2 separate regions of the Homo sapiens genome follow, and region 2 is linked to region 1. A link is an interaction called in ENCODE POLR2A ChIA-PET data of the cell type or tissue named here. Cell type or tissue: GM12878. All regions are shown on one strand. Links, peaks and the distances in the headings refer to the core of each region. The heading gives the core; the rest is flanking DNA.

Region 1 (8,295 bases), core at 2,953-6,952:
AGGTGCCCCCATGATGAGCAGACTCAAGGTCCAGCTACAGTCCCAGCTCTGGTACAGGTCCTGTCCCTTTCCTCAGTTTCCCCATCTGCAGTCTGCCTCCCGGGGTCTTTCTGAGGTCAGTATGTAGCATGACAGAGCCTGAGAACTGCCAAACTGCCATGTTCTCTCAGAGACCCCTTTTTGGCATGCATTCCAGATGTGGGACCAGAGGTTGGGAAGTTCTTCCTTTGGTCTGACCACAGTATTCCACTTGGAGACAGCAGTGGGAAGAGGCCTTCCACTGAGTCACCCTGACTCAACTTTCATCAGCTTCAGGCCCCCCGTGGGGGTCCTTCCCCCACCGGATGCTCACTTTGCTGTAATGGGGCAGGATGTGGGTTCCCTGCTGTGGGAGAGCAGCCCCCACAGCAGCTGCTCCCTAAGATGGTTCTGGCAGGAACCAATGAGAGGAGAAAGCTGATCCTCAACCCCTGCAGGGGCCCTGCAGCCCAAGCAGAGGGCCTCTCAGCCCACCTCGGTCCCAAGTAGGACAGATTGACAGGTGACCTCCCTGTCTCAGAGCCTCAGGGTGTCTTGGAACAAGTGATCCCATCATCTTCCTCTGAGGTCCAAGACTCGGGTGCTAATGGACTCTGTGTAGGGAACCCTGGTCACTGGGGCAGACTCTGTCCCAGACCTGATCTTTGCCATTTTGCCAGAGTGGCCCACCTGACTGCTTCTCTCTGCTGTGTGTATCACTTGTATTAACCGCGAACCCAGCAAAGAGAGCAGGAGCTTGGGCCGGGCACAGTGGCTCACACATGTAATCCCAGCATTCTGGGAGGCTGAAGCAGGTGGATGACTTGAGGTCAGGAGTTTGAGACAAGCCTGGTCAACATGGTGAAACCCCGTATCTACTAAAAATTAAAAAAAAAAAAAAATTAACCAGGCGTGGTGTAATCCCAGCTACTCAAGAGGCTGAGGCAAGAGAATCACTCGAACTCGGGAGGCAGAGGTTGCAGTGAGTCAAGATCGTGCCACCGCACTCCAGCCTAGGCAACAGAACAAGATCCTATCTCAAAAAAAAAAAAAAAAAGTAAAAGTAGAACCCCTGTTTCTTGAGGACAAAGATTAGATGCATCTTTTTGTTGTGAAATTTTGGTAAACTACTTACTCTTTCTCAGCCTCAGTTCTTTGAACTATGAAATGGAGACAATAGTAATAGTATCAACCTCAAAGGGCTGGTGAGAAAACTAACCAAGACAATTCACACAAAGTTTCAGAACAGTCCCGGGCAGGTGCGTGACTTACGCATTTGGCTTTTGTTCACCACTATTACTACTTGCTTATTGAAGCTGAGCCAGGTGGCTGAGCAATGTCCCTTTCTGGCAAGGAGGGTGGAGGCAAGTGTCACATTTCAGAAAGATCCCTGGGCTCCTGTTGAATCTGTCCCCACACCAAAACATGCCCGTGGGGGCTCTAGCTCCTGCCCCAGCAGCGAAAGGGGCTCCTCCTTCTCTGGTGCCCAGTCCTAGCTCACCTGCTCTTCACAAGCCTCCTCCCAGCACAGCCTGCACCACACAGGTGCTCAGTAAGGGGGTTGCTCTGAACAGGGAGCAGGCCCACATGCTGAGAGTGGTGGAGGCGTGCAGGCTCTGATGACCACCTGAACCCAGACTCCAGGGCAGGACAGGTCCTTACAGACCGTAAGGGCTTCCTGCCTACCCTCTTCCCATGCAGTTACCTCAACCCTGGGACACCAGGAAGGTTGAGCATTCCAGGAAAGCCCCGACCCACCCAGGAAACCCAAGTACCTGGTGGGGCCTCATCTGGCCCATTGTCCTGAAAGGACAGGAATAAAGGCTCTCTCCTCATGGCCACACACCCTAGGGACGTCCAGCCTCCAGCTTTCTGTGGGTGGGGCAAATGACTGAGGAGGCTTCCCTCCCTGCAGGCGCCTCCCTCTGGGGCCTCCTGTGGTCCAGTCGTCCCTGGTCCCCAGCTCTCAGGTGGGTCATAGGGCATCTCAGCAGGACCACCAGGAAGAGCATCAGGAGGGGAAGGAGCCAGAGAGCCCTCCAGGCCAGTGCACTGCTAACTCAACATCTCATCTTCCTATCTCGTCCCTTCTGCTCACCTCCGGAGACTCCCCCTCCCCTCTCATGCTCTTCACTGGCAGGTTATGATGGCCCAGAGATCCCCACCAGAGTCCCAGATATCAGTGGGGATCCCAGCCTATTCCTCCAAGCTCCCAGTTGCCAGTGACAGGGAGGCAGAAACAGCCTGGAAATTAACTGTGGGTTCTCCCTGAGCCTGTGGATACATGGAAAGAGAGCTTCACCACCACCCCCTTCTCTGAATATACATACAGGATCTGAGGAGGGAGGATTCTGTGTGGATGCATGTGTGCACAGATGTGCATGTTTGTACGTGTGTATGGGTGAGCAGGTCATACGTGTGGTCCCATGTGCCCACCTGTTGTATATATGCATGCTTGTTTTGTGTAAGTGAGCATAAGAGGTCAAGCCAGAGAGAGAAATAGGAACAAGGAGAGACAGAGAGAGAGAGAATAGAAACAGAGACCAACAGGGAAACAGAATGAGACTGAGACAGAGAACAACAGAAGGCCAGACAGGTAGACAAGCCACAGTTCCATCTTCCCTGGTGCTGGCTGCCAAGGCAGACAACTCTCCTCTCACTTCATTGATGTTCTGCCTGTGTTTATACCCATGATTGGGGTGGAGTTCAGGAAAGGATGTATCAGGGCTAGGACGCCCCCACCTCCACACTCACAGGGCCAGTCAGGGCCCTCTGCAGGGGCTGCCATTTCCTCAAGCTGAGGAATGGGCTTGGATCCCTCGGATGCCTTCCAGGGTGCAGGGGCGCTCCCAGTGACTGGGCTCTTGTGGTGGCTGGGGAGGGGGAGCTCCTCTGACAGGCCCCATGCTGGGGGAAACGTCCTGAGACTGACCTATCACGGGCTGACATGCACACCAAGGAGGTCTCACATCTGCTGGGAAATGAGGGGCTGGTGGAGGTGAGAAAACCTCAAGTTCTAATGCCTTCCCAACACCTTCACCTCACCTGAGAAGCTTCTAGATTCCACCCACCCCTGTTTCCTTGGGGGAGGGTGTTGTGTGGAGGTGGGAAGAGGCAGGAGTCCAGGTTCTAGGCCAGGCTCTGAAGGGGCAGGTAGCTCAGAGCAAGAGGCTGGCCTTGCACCTGCTCTGCCTAATGGGACAGTAATGCCCACGATGGCATTCCGCCTCTGAGGGCTGTGGTGAGGCTGTGGAGAGATGTCAGGGACAAGAAAAGGCCTTGGAAACCAGCTGTGGGAAGAACAGCCCATGAGCTCAGCATTTCCCCTGGCTTCCCCGAAAGCCGGCCCCCAGGAGAGGAAGGTGACTGTGACTTCTGCCGCCACCACTTCCTGCAGCTGGGACCCTGCTCACTCAGAATGTGGAACCGTCATGGGCCAGCAGTGTCACCTGCACACTCACTCCTGCCACCAGGAAACCCTTCTGCAGGGCAGGTCCCCAAGCCCCGTATCTCAGGTTCTGACCAGGATGTGTCCTCAGCAGTGGTCGCCCGACATTGATGGGAGGGACGGGTCCCAGCTGGGCATCAGGATATGGAGGGTTTCATTCCAGCTCTGCCACCAAGGTACTGGTTGCCTCGAGGCATTCCCCTTGCTGGACCTCATTGAGGAGACTTCCTGTATTGCTAAGCAGGCAGGAACCCCAGAAGCTCAGAGCCGGAAGGCACCAGGGCTTCCCACAAGATGTGGAGGACCCAAAACAGGGAGACAGGCCCTGGCACCTAAGCGTTCCTTCTGGGCTCTACACAAGGTGTGGGTGGCACCAGAGCTACTGCAGGCTACTTGATCCAAGGGGCAGTCCTGCTCCACCGTGGGCTGGACGAAGACATCATCTACTCCAGGGCATCCACGCGTGGGGTGGGAGCCAACAGACCTGCGGTGCTGCCTTCCAGCTTGGGACTGGCCCCCGTACTCCATCCCGTGCACCCAGCCCTTCCGGCTCACCCCTTCCATGGCATGTTGTGCTCTCTCGCACCCCATGCTTTGCATGTGCTGGTTTCATTACCTGCAACACCTTCACCCCACTTGTGTCTGGCTAGCGTCCCCTCCAGAATGGAGAGTGGACAAAACATGGGGTCTGGAATTCCAGGGGTCAGGGCCCAGGCTGTTAGGAAAGGCAGAGTGTGAAGCAGACCCTCAGCAGGCCTCACAGCAGGGAGTGCTGAGCTCAGGGTTCTCAGGGGCCAGGATGGGACAGACGCCGAGGAGATGGGGGTCGGTAGCTGGGGCAGATTGTGCAGACAGTCTGGATTGTGGAGGAGCTGCCGGGCGCAGGGCCCCACTTGGCGCGGGCGGCTGTGGGGGAGGCTGAAACTGCAGACTATTTTTAGGCTCCTGCTGAATTGAGAGATGAGGATGCTCTGGGCTACAAGCCCTCATTCGCTGGGGAAAGACTAAGGGGGCCCCAGTTCCCCCGATCTGCCCCCAGAGCTCAAAGTCTCCAGAGCTTCCTCTTTTGTCTCTAGGGACCAAGGGCTGGGGTCAGGAAGTGGACTGGAAGTATCCCCAGCACCCTAGATAGGCAAACACCCACAAGAAGTGATTTCCATACCATTTGCACACTGCCCTGCTTCCTGATCAGAAGGAACGGAAACGTTCCCTTTCAGAAGACCCTCAGCGGAGCAGTGCATTCACCAGAGTCCACTTTCACCTGCCCCACTGGGTATCAGGAGAGTCCCAGGAGAGCGACACAAGCTCTAAAGTCAGAAAGCACAAACGGGGGTTGTTAGCACTGTGGTGTAGCATCCGCTAGGCTCGGGGTAGCAAATAAGTTCCATCTGATCAATTGCTGGTGACTCCTAAGGAGAAATGCTGGTGAGGATCCATTCATTCATTCCACAAATAATTTACTGACCACCTACTGTGTGCTAGGTGCTACTCTAGGTGCTATGAAATTTAGCTGTGAACAAAAAAAGACAAAATTCCCTGCCCCCGCAGAGCAGATATTCCGTAACAGTGTTGTCCAACAGAAATACAATATGAGCCACACACATAATTTAAAATGTTCCAGTAGCCACACTAGATAAAAGTTAAAGAAGACCAGGAGCGGTGGCTCACGCCTGTAATCCCAGCATTTTGGGAGGCCAAGGCGGGCAGATCATTTGAGGTCAGGAGTTGGAGACCAGCCTGGCCAACATGGTGAAACCCCGTCTCTACTGAAAATACAAACATTAGCCGGGCGTGGTGGCGGGCGCCTGTAATCTCAGCTACTCGGGAGGCTGAGGTAGGAGAATCGCTTAACCTGGGAGGCGAAGGTTGTGGTGAGCCAAGGTCCTGCCACTGCACTTCATTCTGTGCTACAGAGCAAGACTCCATCTAAAAAACAAAACAACAACAACAAAAAAAGTTAAAGAAATAGGTGGAATTAATTTTTGTATGTTATCTAGCCAAATATATCTTATATCTGAAATATTATCATTTCTTTTTTTCTTTTTTTTTTGAGACAGAGTTTCATTCTTGTTGCCCAGGCTGGAGTAAAATGGAGCAATCTCAGCTCACTGCAACCTTTGCCTCCCAGGTTCAGGCGATTCTCCTGCCTCAGCCTCCCAAATAACTGGGATTACAGGTACACGCCACCATGCCCACCTAATTTTTGTATTTTTAGTAGAGACAGGGTTTCACCATGTTAGCCAGGCTGGTCTCAAACTCCTGACCTCAGGTGATCTACTGACCTCAGCCTCCCAAAGCTCTGGGATTACAGGTGTGAGCCACCACGCCCAACCTCTAATATTATCATTTCAAAGTGTAATCGATGTAAAAATTTAAGGTCATTTTTTTCATATTATGTTTTCAAAATCCAGTGTGTTGTTTATACTTACAGCACATCTCAATTCAGATGAGCCCTATTTCAAGTGCCCAGTAGCCCCCAGAGAATGCAAGTTCTGAAGAAAATCACTCATATGAGCTCAGGAAAGGAATGCCACAATTGATCAGCAATGCCTGCTCCAGGCATAGGCTACAGCTGAATCAAGCTGCAAGCCATGTGTTTCCCCACCATGATATAGGCTCAGCCCCAAAGGACGTGTTCACCTCTACCTAAGCCCTTCTGAGCTCATTTATTTTGCCCAACTTGAAAGAACTGCCAGAGTTCTGGGACCTTGACTTGGTTCGAGTGCAGCGGTTCTGGTGTGAACACCACCCTACAGAAACGCCCCAGCATACTAACAGGGCCAGCGCCTCCCGAGTGTGGTTCTGTGCTCCTTCCCTTGGTGGGGGCTGACTCATGGCCATTGGTGACCCTGAGAATGTGGATTTTGTTTTTGTTTTTCTCCCAAGGTCTCTTCCTCCCAGAGTTAACCAATATTGAGATAAAAGTGTTTCCGAGCCAGATTTAGCCATTTCAGCCCCATTCCACTGGCCCAAGCCTACAGACCTCCTGTCTGGCACTGTAGCCAGGATGGCTGCACTTTCTTTTCCAGTAAGCAGAAGGCTAAAATTGGACCATTTAAGGAGCTAGAAACACCTGGAAATGGTGAGGAGTGGGTCTTTGGTGTAAGAGATGGGGTGTAAGAAAACACGGATCTCAGGCTCCCATTATCCTCACCATTATTATCATTATCATCTACCCCACCCCTGCTCAAAATCCTTCAATTGCTCCCTAGTGTCTGCAGGATAAAGATCTTGCTTTAGTTCCCAGGATCGGGAACTGCTGGAGTCATCCAGTCTCACCTCTAGATACTCTCCCTTCTCTCATCTTATTCATTCATTCAGTAAGAATGTCCTGAGCACCTAATATGTGCCAGGCACTGTTCTAGGTACTAGAGATACAGCTGTGAACAAAACTGCCAAGGATTTCTGGCTTCATGGAGCTCACTTTACTCCAGCGAGCCCATAACACCCCAGGCCCTCTCACACTCCCAGGCCTTTGTAAATGCTGTTCCCTCTCCATTCAGTCACTCTCCTCCTGGGGAACTTCTACACATCCTCTAAGGCCCTACTCAAAGCCTTCCCTGAGCACTCCGCTCAATGGGTTAGGTTCCTCCTCTGAGCTCCCACCTCCCACCTAGGACCGTCACACGTATGGTCACTGTCCAGCCCACAGCCCTTCCCTACCAGGCTTTAAGTGTCTCCAGGGCAGGGGCTGTGCCTTCTCCCCCAGGGACCCCAGAGCTTGCTTCCAGGTGCACCCTCCCAAAGATCAGGAGTGAACAGGCTGAGGCATTAGTGTAGGGGGGATCCAGGATTCCTCTGGAGAATTCCATGTCATTCTGAAATCTTTGCCTGGGAGCATCTTCCTCCTGGCATTCCAGGGGAGGGAATCACAGGAGCAAATGCAGAGCGGTTCCAGCAAAGGAAGGTAGAAGTCTGAGGAGAGATGGGAAGGGTATGATTTGATGTAGCAGAGAGACAAGAGGACAGCAGCCTTCCCTCGGGGAGAGAGGATGACAGGACATGTGGATGGGGGATAAACCGTAATGACTCTACATTCCTAAAGTGGGAGGGAGGCAGAACGAAATCTGCAGTTCCCTGCTGCCTTCCCCAGGAGAGCTGAGCTTTCAGTCTCGTCCCTCTTCCTCCTCCCCAACGAGAATGCACAAGAGAGGGGAGAAGGATGGGCCTGGTTCCTGCCCCTGGCCTGGCTCTGGTCCCTGGCCTGGCCCTCAAGAAGCCAGTGCTGGGACTGTGGATATCGTGTGGTTATGGCTAGAGCAGATCCTCCCACCACCCGGGCCCAGCCTAACCGTCCTGCCCACACACCGCCAGCTAGAGGCCTGCTGTGCTGCTTGTCCATTGGGGAAAACAGGGCAGGAGGCTTGTGCCTGGCTGGCCTCATCCCTGCCAGCTCATTTACATGGAATTTACACGGGCTCATTTCATGCCTTAATGCACACGGCTTCCCTCCCAGCCCAGCCTCTCCTGGTGCCTCCACAGAGACAATGGAGTGGGTTCCATCACTCAAATCCCCTGCCATGGACCCATCAGAGCACCAGGAGCATCTCTGGAAAGAGGGAGGCTGCTGAGGCCCAGAGAGGACAGGGAACTCAGTGGAGACCACCAGCAGCACTCCAGGAGGGACCAAGGCTTAAGCCCACACTTTGTCCACTCGCCGCTCAGACCATTTGGGGCTGGAATTCACTCCCATCCTTTGCTTTGCCACCAGCCTCCAGCTTGCTGAGCAGGAGCCTGTGAAACCCCCATCCTGATGCCGATGCTTGGCTGTGCACTGGAATACAGACGGACTGGGACAGACGAGATGTGCAGGAAAGGGTCCACAGAAG
Region 2 (5,598 bases), core at 1,464-5,463, 390 kb after region 1:
GTTCCCCAGGTCTAACCTGAGTGTGTATCACTGTGACACACCTGCTTCCTCTTGTTCTACTTTTGTGGAGACCAGGGTAACTGGGAGTGCCCTCCTACAGCCACCCCGTGGGCAGTAGCAGGACACCAGTCTCCTCCTGGCAACCCTGGGCCTAAGAGACTGTAGCCCCAGATGACCCTAGGGTGGCCCAGGACTAACCTAAGGAAGGGGTCCTCCCCCAGGTGGCCCATTCAGTGCAGAGGTCCCTTGGGCACACGACTTCAGACTCCAGCTGCCAAACTTTGGCCTGTGGAGTATCTCCTCCTCCCTGGTCTTAGTGTAAGGGAAGTGGGCATGACAACTGCCCTCCTGTCCCACAGCTTGGGATGGGATGAGGTCACAGGGTGGGGTCCGCCCCAAGATGCTGGCCTGGCCTGGCTCAGATGAGAGCCCTTTGGGTGTTTCTCAGTTTCCCCCGCCCTTGGTTGGGGACAGGATGGGTGGAGGAGCAGGCCACCCCCAACGCCCGGCAGGGAGCACTGCCTCCCTTCCCCCTCTCCTCTGGGTCCCTTCATCCAAGGGCTGGAAATAGAATCCGCTAAGTAATGATTAAAGTCAAATTCAGACCTAAAAATAAAGAGCTGGTGAAGGAAGAGCTGGTGCTCCCTGCATGGCTGAGGGGAGAAGTGAGCAGGGAGAGGCTGGCTTTGGGTGGCTGAGCCCCTGCTCCTCGGGATCAGAAGTACTCCACCAGTTGGGGGGGTGCTCTTTTATCTGCCATGATGTGGCCCATTAAGTGTAGACGGCACCACTCAGGGCAGACTGGCAGGACCCATTAGAAAAAAAATCCCATTTTTCCCATGGGGAAACTGAGGCCCAGAAAGGAGAAGTGGTTTGTCAAGCGACTATTTGAGAGCTCCCCTCAGCAGGCCCCCAGGGACTGGAGGGCCCTGTGCAGCCCAGCCTGCCCTTTCTGCCTGCTCAGTTTCTCTTCCTGGTTTTGAGGTGCTAAGATGAAGTCAGCTTCTCATCACACACTAGCTGTGCACACACCCTCCAACCGCAGCTTCCCTCCACCCCTCCTTCTGTGGTCTGGGCCCAGAGTCGAAGGAACAAGTAGAAGAGAGGCTGCTTGGTGCCCCCCTGGCTGTCCTGATCATGGCATGGTTGTAAGCCTCGTGGGCAGGCGAAAACCTGGGCATCATCTGCCCCCCTTGGACCCTGGCTGCTGCTTCTCAGCCCAGCCTGACACCTGGTCCTCATGCAGACTCGCGCATCTATCTATCTGCAGCTTGTGCTGTCCGTGCTGCAGGGAGACAGGAGGGAAGGATGAAGAGCAAACCCTGAGAGCGCCTCTGCTGGCGGGTAGAGGAGACGAGGAGTCAGTGAGGGGAGGCCTGTGGTTCTCACTTCCTGGCAGAGCTGGTAGGAGCTCTGAAGCTGGGGCTCTGCGTGGGCTGGGGCAGCCTGGAGGGCCTCCTGGAGGGGAAGGTCCTGTGAAAGTTGAGAAGTGTTTGAAGAAGAAGCGTGGTAGGAGGAGAGGTCCTTGTTTGAAGCTTCTGCCCTCTCTAGGGCTGCTGGCTCTTTTCTGTGTGTCCCTCGACAGGCTCTTGGCCTCTCTGAGAGGCTGGGGTATGCAGACAAGCAAGAAGTGGGCACAGAAGTACCTCTGCTTCCCAGAGCAGAACAGCCAAGCTCTGGGCAGACCTCCCCTCGGTGCCCCCCACCTGTCCATTTTCAGGGTGTCGTCTGTCCTGCACAAGGAAAGGTGGGAAGAAAGGTCCCCTAACCAAGGTTCAGACAACTCTGAGCTCAAGTACCCACACAGCTAGTTCCTCCTCTGTCAGAGATCACCAGTCCTTGCCCTATGGGGTGTTTGAAGGATTAAGTAACTAATGCAGTGCCCCAAACCCGGTTGGGTCAGTCAGCTGTAATTCCCGTGTTCTCATTCTGCAGCCCATCCTGCTGGAGGAGTGTACTGGTAACACCCCCATCTCCCTTAAGTAGTAGCAAGTCTGTCCTTTGTGTTGATCCCCACAGCTTTACCTTCTGAGCTGTGTGTTCTGCAGATCCTGGTTCTGAAGTGGGGAGACCAGAAATCTGGGGGCCGAAGTTTTAGACAGCTTATGGGCCTCCAGCCGTCAGTCTCCCCACCTAGAATGTGGCCAGGAGACTTCCGGGTGAGGGACAAGAACATGACTTTGAAGGGTCCATTGAAGGCTAGTGCTGAGAGGCTATATGCAAATGCAGGCAAATGAAGATGCAAAGACCACATCCTGTGCTAAGGGGGTGGGGGAGCAGAGGCCTGGGTTAGGGCCCTGGGGAGGCCCAGAGTCCCCATTGCCCAGCGCACATAGGTAATTAGGCTCCTGAGCGGTAATTAGAAACCTTTCTGGGCCAGGAATGGCAGCCTCAAGCCGCAGCGGTGCCTGGGGAGTAGGCTCCCCATTAGCCTGCTCTAACCCCAGCCCCCACCTCTCCCAAACCACTAGACGGGATTTCCGGTCCCACTGAACCATTGGGGGCAGGGGAAAAAAAGCCAGTGTGTTGCTATAATTTGGTATTTATCCATTAAATCCGCCCTTCTCCTTAGGTCAGGGTGCTGACGGGAGCCCCGGGATGGGGGTAGGGCAGCGTGCCCTGGAGCCAGAGCAGGCATTCTTCTGTTCCTTCGTAACCGCCCCGGGAGGTGTAGGCATCTCCAAGACCCTGGCGCCCAATTCTGCTGCTGCTCACCCTGAGACACCTGTGCAGTGGGGGTGCTGAGGGACCACCAGCGCAGGCTGCGGGGGTCAGTGGAAGCCCTCGGGCACCCTTCCTTGCCTGATGTGTGGTGGGGAATGTCACAGTGCCTCAGCCTGGTGTCCTCTGCAGAACCAGAGGTGGAGCTGATTTTATTGCTGCCAAACTTGCCCAACTGCTGGTGGGTGCCCCGCCCTCCTCAGGTGCACTGCCCTTTGGAGGGGCGGGCCCAAATCTGAAACTTAATTCTGCCTGTATCTGTACTATGACCTGTAGGCCCTGCTCGGAGGTTCCCTGGGCCCCCATCCTGAACCTTCTTCAGTCTTCATTAACTCGCTCTGTACCACAGTTTGCAGTCTTAATCCTGGTTTACTTCAAGGCGCCCCTCTCTCAGTCACTTTCCCCTAAAATCCTTCTAGCTCCTGCTCCCCTCACCCATCTTCCTGGAAGCCTTCCCGGGTGGCCCCTGTCTCACAATCTATTGAGGCACTGAACATACCAGGCCATGGCTGACCATCCAGTAACCAGGAGGACAGGAGCCGGGTCTGCATTTTGTGGTGGTTCCCAGCATCCAGCCCTGGCTTGTGCACAGAGGAGAGGTGTGTGAGTGGTGACCTTGGGTCCCCAAAGGCAGGACCTCTTGAGTCCTTTCCTTCTCCACCCGGATATCCTGGCCTACCAAGCATGGCTCTGGGCACACAGGAAGGCTTCTAAAACACTGGCTCAAAGAATGAGAAGGCAAGGTGGACCTTGCTGTTGCCTGTTTTGCCTCCAGTGGCTGTCCCCATCCCCCAGAGCATCCAGCTAGGTCCTGTGGCAGCACCAGAATCTCCGGGGGCCAGGGCCCTGAGTTCCCCCAGGTCTTTTGTGCACTTCCCTTTTCAGTGGGTATTTTTAGCTGGGCGTAAACAGTTACTGAAGGCTCCCACGCCCCATTAGGCAGCAGAGTTTTGGCAAGGGGGAAGGGCAAGGGAGCCCCTTGACCTCCCCTGGCCCTCAGCACGTGCCTGGCCTTGGGGGTCTACAGCTGCTTCCAGGGTAGGAAAAGGGCAGCCTGGGAGTTTCTGGGCTCCCAGTTCTTTCTCCCCACTCCTTGTCAGCCTGGGCTCACAAGAAAGGCTGCCTGAGGCTGCAGCCACTGACCTCAGCGCTTGGGCACAATGCCAGCCTGTTCCCGGGACCCCAGCACAAGGGCTGCTGGGAGCCGGGTTTAGGGCAGGAAGTCAGAGTGAAGCACTGGTCCTGCCACATCCCAAGCCCCTTGTCCCCTAGCCCTGCGGGAATGGGGTGACAGCTGCTGTCCCTTTGGGGTTAACTATAGTCCTATTGGTTATGAGACCTCGGTGTGGTACAGCCAGCCTGGCGTCCCCTTTTTTTCATTCGTTCATTCATTCATTCATTCAGCACTCATTTACTGAGCAGCCGCTTTGGGCCCAGCCCATGCAGACGTGAGTCAGACCCTCACTTTCCCCCTGCAGAGCTCCCAGTCCACCCTAAACCACAGGCCACAACCAGTGAGGTTCTCACTGGAGCACGGGGATGTGTGAGAGGCCTTGGAGGCCTCGGCAGCCAACACAGCTGGGGACCCAAGGAATTCTCCAGAGAGAGGTGATTTACAAAAAGTTTCTTATTTCCAGTTTTAAGGGGGAAGGTAATAGATGCATGTGGCTTTAAAAAAATAATAATAATTTTTTTAAAAGCCCAAAAGGACAAAATAGCAAATGAACAGTAAAAAGTAAGTTTCTCTTGAACTTGATCTCACTTTCCCTTCTCATCCTAGAGGCAACCTCTGTTACCAGTTTCCTCTGTCTTTCCAAAGATAATCGAGGCATATTTGAGTTTAGGGAGGTGTTGCATTAATACCTCTTTAAAAACACAACTTGTAGTATTCCATAGAGAACCTGCACCTGGCTTTTTTTTTCACAGCCTTTTATTTTGAGTATTTGAAACCTACCAAAAAGTTGAAGTAATAGTATAATGAATATTCATATATCCTTCATGCAGATTTGCCAGTTCTTAACATTTTGCCACATTTACTCTATCTCTTCTTTTATCTACATAGACATATGTGTGTATGTATTTTTTGCTGATTTGAGTGTTAGTTGTAGGCATTGCATCTTTCACCCTAAGAACTTTAGCGTGTATCTCTTATATAATCACAATGTCATGATCACACTTAAGAAAATTGACATTAATTCCATATTATCTACTATGTCCATTTCCCCTCTCCCCAAGTGATTTTTATAGCTGTCCCCCCGACCACCCCTTGATATAGAATTCAATTCAAGATCATTTATTGAATCTTGTCATGTTTCTCTAGTGTCCTGTTCAATCTAGAACATTCTCCAGCCCTTTTTTTGTTTTGCTCTTTTATGACATTGACATGAAGAGTCCGGGCCAGTTGTTCTGGATTTGTCTGATTGCTTCTCCCTGGTTGGAGTCAGGTGGAACAGCTCTGGCAGGAACGCCCCCCCGGGCAATGCAGAGTCCTCCTCCAGGAGGCACTTAGTGTCCATGCGTCACCTTGCTGGTGATGCTTCACTGGATCACTTGGTTCCGGGGTTGTCCGCACGTCTCCCTGTAGTGCAGGTGCTCCTTCCTGTTTCCAATTAGCCTGTGGGATGGGACTTGGAAGCTGTGTCTGTTCTGCTCCCCTGGCAACTTTTTCTTCAATGACTTGAGCTGGTGTTTTGCCATTTTCCATACTCTATCATGGGGAGTGTTCAGTATCGGCATCTAGAGATCTCCCCTGGCCCCATCACAGCTAGAGCTATGCTGTCCCCTTTCAGGGACATCTTGTAATTTATCCACCCAGCCCCCAACTGATGGACATAAAGGCTGTCTCCCCATCATCTCCTGCTACTACAGACAGCACTG

Evidence for each region. Peaks named below come from ENCODE experiments on the same cell type or tissue, not always from the same donor. Only the 100,000 strongest peaks of a DNase experiment are listed, where the experiment ranks them.
Region 2: POLR2A ChIA-PET joins it to region 1 with 5 read pairs; 2 of 35 experiments call an interaction of 5 or more read pairs at or near these places.

The regions. Positions count from the first base shown.
Region 1 is chr15:74,399,733-74,408,027 of GRCh38, forward strand. No RefSeq gene overlaps it. Among named protein-coding and RNA genes, the nearest start is that of MIR6881, 7.6 kb to the right of the region's middle. RefSeq lists enhancers at 2,940-2,989, 3,210-3,739, 3,355-4,320, 3,870-3,959, 4,000-4,269 and 7 more and a silencer at 3,235-3,444. In GM12878, for the core only: no CTCF peak of the experiment used is centred there; DNase peaks (open chromatin) are centred at 3,065, 3,339 and 4,599; H3K4me3 peaks cover 1,920 bases; H3K27ac peaks cover 3,132 bases.
Region 2 is chr15:74,786,618-74,792,215 of GRCh38, forward strand. All of the region lies in intron 1 of CSK (C-terminal Src kinase), which reads left to right. MIR4513 (microRNA 4513) reads right to left here and starts at 2,140; the gene lies at 2,055-2,140. RefSeq lists enhancers at 2,421-2,730, 2,761-2,840, 3,351-3,400, 3,421-3,490, 3,661-3,760 and 5 more and a silencer at 1,183-1,360. In GM12878, for the core only: no CTCF peak of the experiment used is centred there; DNase peaks (open chromatin) are centred at 2,274 and 3,583; H3K4me3 peaks cover 4,000 bases; H3K27ac peaks cover 4,000 bases.